Regions from separate parts of the Homo sapiens genome. Here region 1 is linked to region 2. The links are chromatin contacts, found by Hi-C or POLR2A ChIA-PET in ENCODE. All regions are on one chromosome and are shown on one strand. Each heading gives the region's core, a stretch centred on a gene start or an enhancer-like site at or near the end of the contact. The rest is flanking DNA. Distances are from core to core; before and after follow the strand shown. Region 1 has its middle 35 kb from the start of LINC02349. Region 2 holds the start of LINC02349 (long intergenic non-protein coding RNA 2349).

Region 1 (3,599 bases), core at 386-2,885, 35 kb before region 2:
CAGGTGTCTTTATTTTTCTCATTCCCTGCATGAGGAAGCATAAGGAGAATGAGTGGGTTACCTGTGACTTGACAACTGGTATAAGGAAGAGCCCATACTCACAGCCTGGCCCCAAAGCCTATTGAGCAGCTTGGAGCTTCTAGGCAATCAGTGATTCAGTTTGATTGCTAAGGAGGGAACAGCAGTGGATTATGCTGGAAAGGAAGTTTGAGACTCCATTGTGGTGGGCCTCGAATGCCACTCAAAAGTTAGATTTTTTTGTTTTCTTTTGTTTTGTTTTGAGATAGAGTCTCACTCTATCACCCAGGCTGGAGTGCAGTGGTCTGATCTCAGATCATTGCAATCTCTGCCTCCCAGTTTCAAAAGATTTTCCTGCCTTAGCCTCCCAAGTAGCTAGAACTACAGGTGTGCGCCACCACACCTGGCTAATTTTTGTGTTTTTAGTACAGACAGGGTTTCCCCATGTTGGCCAGGCTGGTCCAAAAGTTAGATCTTGATCTTCTCAAACTAGGGTCTCCTGACTAAGACCTACTCCTTTCTGGGGGTGTGCTAGGCAGTCCACTAGGGCACAGTGAAACATTAAGATTTCTGTTTAGATTTGTAAACCTCCTCCTTTCTAAATATATTTTTGTTAATGTTTTATAATATGTTAATATATTTGCAGAGTGAGACATGGATATATATACATAGACATATATTCACTCACACATATATATCTCAAAATGGTTTTTATTGATAATAGTGCAATGATGCTTTTCGAGCAAGGCGGTATCATGAGGACAGCAAATGTTTAGGGAAATTAATTGTGTGTAACATAGCTGGGGACATGAAGAGAGCCCTTGTTCCCAAGGTATTGTGAACATACCAGCGAGTCTGTTTTGGATGGGGGAGCTGAAGTTAGAAAATATGAGTGAAAATACCCTAAAAATATAAAATAAACAAGAAAGCATACTAAAAAAATGCAAACAGAATTCATATTTAAAACTTCTCAACAGCTGATTCTAGGTACTTGGAAATCAAGGACTCCGTTAAAGGCTGAGAGGGGAAGCCTAAAAAGTAAGATGAGGAATTTGGAACGGATGCTGAGGAAACCCTTTTCAGATCTGCCTGAGCAGATTTTGAATTGTTTATGTATTTGGCATTCCTACTGTCTATTCTAGAATCATTAAAGCCCTAAATGTGGAAAAATACAAACACTGTAGAAAGCAGAGCTGTGCTTTGAAACACTAGAGTGAGTTTTTAAGGCATCTTTACCTTTTTATACAGGATAGCATTTATCATTTTGTGGTCCAGCGCTGATAAAACTTTCACAGAAAGGCGCGGGGGAAGGAAATGGCCGTGTGAAGAAACTGACTACCCAAGCATTAATAAGTAGGAAGTTCCATTTGTTCTCAACCTCCTCAAGCTTCAACATTTTTTATGCCCAGAAGTGAAGACGACGTTTTCTTGTTTTTTCAAACTGAGCTGAACCTGTGTTTCAGGAGCTCTGGCTTTATACGCTTTTATTTTACACGGAACAAAGTGGCAAACTTTCTAATTTAGTTAAAATTCCTGTAACTTAAGAAGCAGTTAAAAAGGATCTTGGTGCAGAACAGTCTGTTTGCCAGAGTGAGGACTCCACTGGCGTGACAACTATTTTTAGGGAGAACGCTGGCAGGCAGCATTCTAATGAAAGGGACAACAGAAGTACTCTAAATGCCTTCCCTCTTTGTCCAACCTAGACTGGTGAGAGGGCTGGTTTTACAATCGCATTTTCCCTAGTTCAAAGATGTCATGTATCTGCGCATATTTCATGTGTTTAAAAAGCTGCTAAGTTCCATGGAGGGGTAAAAATAACCATTTTAAAATCCATGGCTTAATAGTCATTGTTGGTTGGTCAGGATTGATCGGTTCTTGGCTCAGGGAAAGTTGGATTGAGAGACATCAAATATTAAGTAGGAGTTTAATTAAAGAAAGCATTGAGTAAACCTGTGTCACTGTAAATAAGTAAAATTCAAACTTTTCCTGGGGGAAATAATGCATTTATTGTTAACGAATGTCTTTGTTGAAGGCAAGAGATTTTTTTTGTTGTCATTAGAACAAAGGATTCTACTTAAACAACAGAAGGGTAAACAGGACATTCCTCATTGCTGCCTCTGGCTTTGGGTTTCTTGTGGGTTGGCTTCTTGTAAGAATTCTGGCGGGAGTGGGAAAGGGCAGAGGGAGCCCTGAGCTGGGTGGAGGTCAGGAGACTTGGGTCTGGCTAATCGCTGTCAAGAACTGATTCTTCAGCGTGACCTTGAGCAAAACCTTCTGCTCTTGGGTCTTGATTTCTTCTCCTGTCATATGGCATGGTGCTTCCCGAGGCTCCCTCTAGCTCTAAGTGTGTGACTCTGTATCTGTAGTTTTCTAGGTTTCTTCTCTTTTCACTAGACAACACGAGAGTAACTTTTCTTTCATCTGGCAACAGAGCCCTCCTCTGGCCTGGTCCTGTACTCTACTTATGAAACTTTGGCTATCCACACTGTCGACCTCATCTTGATTTCATTTGTTTAAACATAAGATGAGTCAATTAGTAGTAGTAGAAGTGTTTAAAAAAGATAACCATATGTAGCTGAGGATGAGGTATGGACCTATGAAATGCAGTGTGGTGACTGGTAGAACAGGCACTGGAGGAAGCACCAGAGAAAGGGCCACTTATTCTGTCTGGGGTGGGTGTGGTTGCATGTCTTTAAAGAGGCTTCCAGGTCAACTGAGAGGCAGTATGGCGTTAGAACCCAGCCTGCCTGTGTTCTGTTCTTGGTTCTGTCACTCACTGGCTGTGTGATTTAGGGCAAGTTTCTGCATTTCTTTGTAACTCAGTTTTCTCACTTGTAAAATAGGGATAAGGTTAGTAATTACTTCATAGGATTGTTGTAACGATTAAGTGAATGAATGTATGTAATATATATAGAACACAGCCAGACAGTTAGTAAGTATTCCTTGAATGTAAGATTTTTTTTTTTTTTTTTTGAGACAGAGTCTCACTGTGATGCCCAGGCTGGAGTGCAGCAGCGTGAACTCAGCTTACTGCAGCCTCTGCCTCCTGGGTTCACGCAATTCTCCTGCCTCAGCCTCTTGAATAGCTGGAACTACAGGCACCTGCCACCATGCCCAGCTAATTTTTCTATTTTTGGTGGAGACGGGGTTTCCTCATGTTGGCCAGGCTGGGCTCGAACTCCTGGGCCCCAGTAATCCACCTGCCTCAGCCTCCCAAAGTGCTGAGATTACAGGCATGAGCCACTGTGCGGCCTGAATGTCAGGTATGATGTGATTGTGCGATTAATGCCTGGCTCCTCCACCAGCATGTGAGCCCCAAGGAAACAGGGAACATCATAGTTCCTAGTGCTTATCAAAGTCTGCCGTATGATAAGTACCCAATAAATAATTGCCAAATCCATGAATTTGCTATTTGGGATCTCCTATTGGACATTAGCCAGTATTCCCCTTTTTTCATGACAATACACCCCATTCACTGATCTCACAAGGCTGCCTGTCCCTACTCGTTGATGAAACGAGCACAATAAAATCTATCGAAATTAATTCTGATACAGTTAGCAAATGTCTCATACAACTATATT
Region 2 (3,622 bases), core at 705-3,204:
ACGCCTAATTAGGAATCACGGAGGGCTTGAGCTGGCATGTGGCGAGTGAAGGTTCCCAGTGAATGCTGAGTTGTGGATTTTGGAAAAAGGACTAACTAAGCTTAGACGTGTCTACACTCTTCTTGCAGCCCAATGGGCCTTGTCATTCCAAATTTTCTTTGCAAGTGGCAGCTTCTGGGAAAGAAATTCTTATTTGTGGGCTTGAAAAGGTGGTAAGACAAAGTGCTCCCTCTCCTCCTCCACCCCCCACCAAGGATGAAGAGGACAAGCAATTGATTTCTGAGGCAGGCGATCTCTAAATGATTGTGTACTCCCTGATAATTTGGGGAGCTGCTAACATTTATGGAAATGGGAATATATTTAAATTCAAACATATAATTTCTAGCTATTTCCAACCTCCCATATGTGTATCGCCAAAAGTGAATTTTGAGAGCAGTAGTGGGAAAATACTGCCTGGGGATAAAGAAAAGTTACTGCAGGAGTCTGGTTTCTATATTAATTTATTTCACAATAAGAGCAAATTCCTTTCCCTAGGGGAGTATTTGACAGAGTAATTGCACTAGGGAACAGTCACTGTTTCATTTCGTTTTCTTTCTCTCTTTTAAACTTTCTTTGTGAAGCAGAGTGTCATAAATCTTCCTGAAAGAGCAGCTTAAGCAAGATATGTGGGCCGTGAGATACAGGTTTTATTTGTGTGTGTGTGTACAAGTATATGATGAATATATACACATTCACTCATTCATTGTTGGATTTCAGAATGACATTTTCAACAATTAAAAGTGAAAGTTAAAATTTTTGAGATTAGAGGTACTATGAAATGCATCTTTCCAGATTTAGAGAGGGTAAGAGAACACATGCCATCTACATATTACTGATCAGGAGCAAAAACCATAGACCTAAGCTTGACTTGCATTGCTTCTGACCCAAGTAGTAATGATTTTCTTATAAAGATTTGTAAACATTTCAGTTGTATCTATAATACAAATTTTAGTCAACAAACTCCTATACCTGTGATGGTTTTAATGGTCAATATCCAGTTATTAATTAAAAAAATGCTTAAAGGTAGACAGATCTGAGAGGCATGTCTTTCTGAGCTCTAGCGTTTGATTGAGAACTGGGCTCCAGTATCCTGTAAAACGCAGCAGCCTCCTGGTTCCAGACTCCTTCGCACCATCCCCAGGGTCTTAGTACTGTCACAGGCTCTTGTTAAGGTCTGGAAAACCTCTAATAAACTCAGCTGCACCAAGGTTTAGAGACTGAAGATGCTGTTCCTCCCAGGAGCATTTGTAGCTGCAAAGACAACACAAGCCAGAGGGACGGATTCCACTATTAGAAACATGGAGTTTCATGCGTGAGGAGGATGTATTTCAGGATGGGAGGTTTTCTGGCATACCTCAGTTATTATCATGAACAAAGCATGCACGTAATGCTCACATGCTGCATTCTGCAAGGAAAACGAATGTTTACAAAAATAAAAGCATTACAAAAAGTTTAAAAAGTAAGAGAGGTAATCAAAGGCACCAAAAAAATAAGAAGAGAAAAATAAATTGATTCTAAAGGGAGGAATAACAGTTCAAACAGACATTACATTATGATATTATTACCATTATTTTCATTACTACAAAGACAATATAACACCAAGAAAGTTAGGAAACTGACAAAAATAGTTTTCATACTCCTTTTCCCAGTAGGAAAATTACTCTTTTTTAAAAAATTATGTTCCAACAATCTCATTTTCTAGATTAAGAAACCGTTATTGAAAAAATTAACTCATGTGCTGATGATTACCCAGGTCAGACAGAACTCACCAAGACTGACAAACAGGACCTACTTTTAAGGAAGCGTTATAAATTATTTTGGAAAGTACCTTGCTGATTTTCAGGTGCCATCAACTCATGCCAGCCTGTGTCCAATAAAGACTCCATGATCGAAACATTGCATTGGATTGCATTCTCTCTGGCTTACAATAGGAATGAGAATCCTTTATGAGCATCTCCATAGCCCTAGAACAAATTATGAAAGGAAAACTGGGACAGATGCCAGCATTCCTAACTCAAAGCCCAGCTCATCCCCTTCTGCACTTTGCTACTTTTATTGATTGAATTGTTAAGTCTAGAATGGATGCTGTTCATAGTTTTCTCTGCATGATTTGTCCTTTTAGATAAGGGTGGTGCTTCTTTTCATGGGAAAATAAGTTTAGGTTGGGAACAAAAAGGAGCAGCTCTGTGGGGAAGTTAATATTATGACCTTTGATAGCAGACGAGACTATCAGAAGGTTGAGTGGGGAGACTGAGTCAGGCCCTGACTTAGGCCTTCACCCTTCCAAAGCCCATGCTGTCAAACACTATGTCAAGGCAGAAAATCCGTAGGAGGCATGGTATTGCTCCTCAATTCTGTGTCTTGCCAGACATTGCTAGTTGAGATACTGTTTTCTCTTGAGTCCAGATAGCCTCAGAATCTTTTCAACACATCACAGTTACTACCAACCAATGCAAACTGACTGTTTGTGTGAAACCTATTGGCCACCACAACTGCAAACCTCCCCTGAATTAGGCTTATATGGTGGGTAGAGCCCGGAACATCTGCCTGGATCACTTATGTGAGTTTGTGAGCAAATGCCTTAAACTTTCAGAGCACAATTCTCCATATTATAAAGGGGAAAAATCCTACCCCTTTCCAAGGCTGGTGTAAGGGACACATCAAATAAGAAGACACATTTAAGAGCACCTGGTAAACTGTTCAAATTGAAGGATAATAATAAAAATAATTAGTTTTACAGATGAGAAAAATTGGTTTTGCTTACACGATTCACTCCTTTAGGTATTTACTACTTTTAACCCTTTTAAAAATAAGATTTAATATGCTCTTATATTAATTATCTCATTTAAAGCCTAGACACACAGAAGCAGGGATAGTTGCTAGAATTGTGGCATGAAGTTCCGCTAATGATTTTGTTTTCAGTTGCTCCCTTTCTACATAATAATATTGTTACCTTTCCTGGATACATGAGGGTTTCTTTAATTACTGTGAAGTAGGTCCCTTTTTGTTTCTTGGGTAGTATAGCTTCATCTCTCTTTCCATGCTCATAGCATGGGGAAATTGAGGAGCAGGACTATTTACAAAAGCATGAGTAAGGTGAAAGACCACCACCAAAGGAAGTGCCCTACCCTAGGGCTAAAATCAGTGGGGGAACTGTTACCTCTTGGGCTTGCAGAGGGACAGGAGAGGGCGGTCACTACAACCCGGAGAGGATGGCCATTCAGAACCCTGGCCTTTGGCAGAGGAATAACTGCAGCTGGTGCCACCCTTTGACCCAGTAGAAAGGGAACCCAGAGCTTAGAAGGCACAGGAGGTGTTGGTGGGATCCTTGTGCTCTGTCTCTTGGGCACAGAGAGGTGGGCTAGGGAGAGACTAGGGTACACAGAGGACACCCGGAGCAGTAGGCATTCAGAGGGGAGAGCAGAGTGGTGCTTAGAGGAATTAGATTTATTAGGGGCTATGGCAAGATGTAAAGAGTAGAGGAGAAAGAGGACCCTGTGACCCCAATGTCTTGACCATCCAGTTGGGAAGCATGTGGCCTTATATTGTGGAGAGATGCCAGACTGAATCACTCTTCTGGAGG

What was found. Hi-C counts contacts between places; a loop is a spot of excess contacts on that map. ChIA-PET counts read pairs that join two places held with the same protein, here RNA polymerase II (POLR2A).
Region 1: a map of IMR-90 shows a loop between it and region 2 (5-fold over the local background). The contact joins the enhancer-like site here to the promoter of LINC02349 in region 2. A Hi-C loop is called at or near these places in 1 of 168 maps with a recorded cell type or tissue (IMR-90). POLR2A ChIA-PET finds 5 or more read pairs at or near these places in 4 of 52 experiments (A673, MCF 10A, OCI-LY7 and 1 more).

Annotation. Positions count from the first base shown.
Region 1 is chr15:61,763,234-61,766,832 of GRCh38, reverse strand. No RefSeq gene overlaps it. Among named protein-coding and RNA genes, the nearest start is that of LINC02349, 35 kb to the right of the region's middle. Within about 2 kb of position 1,635, at least 2 of the 41 ENCODE cell types and tissues checked have a DNase peak (open chromatin) inside an H3K27ac peak, as active enhancers do.
Region 2 is chr15:61,728,250-61,731,871 of GRCh38, reverse strand. LINC02349 (long intergenic non-protein coding RNA 2349) reads right to left here and starts at 1,954. Exons shown (of 2, transcript NR_146448.1): 1 at 1,868-1,954; 2 at 483-1,290.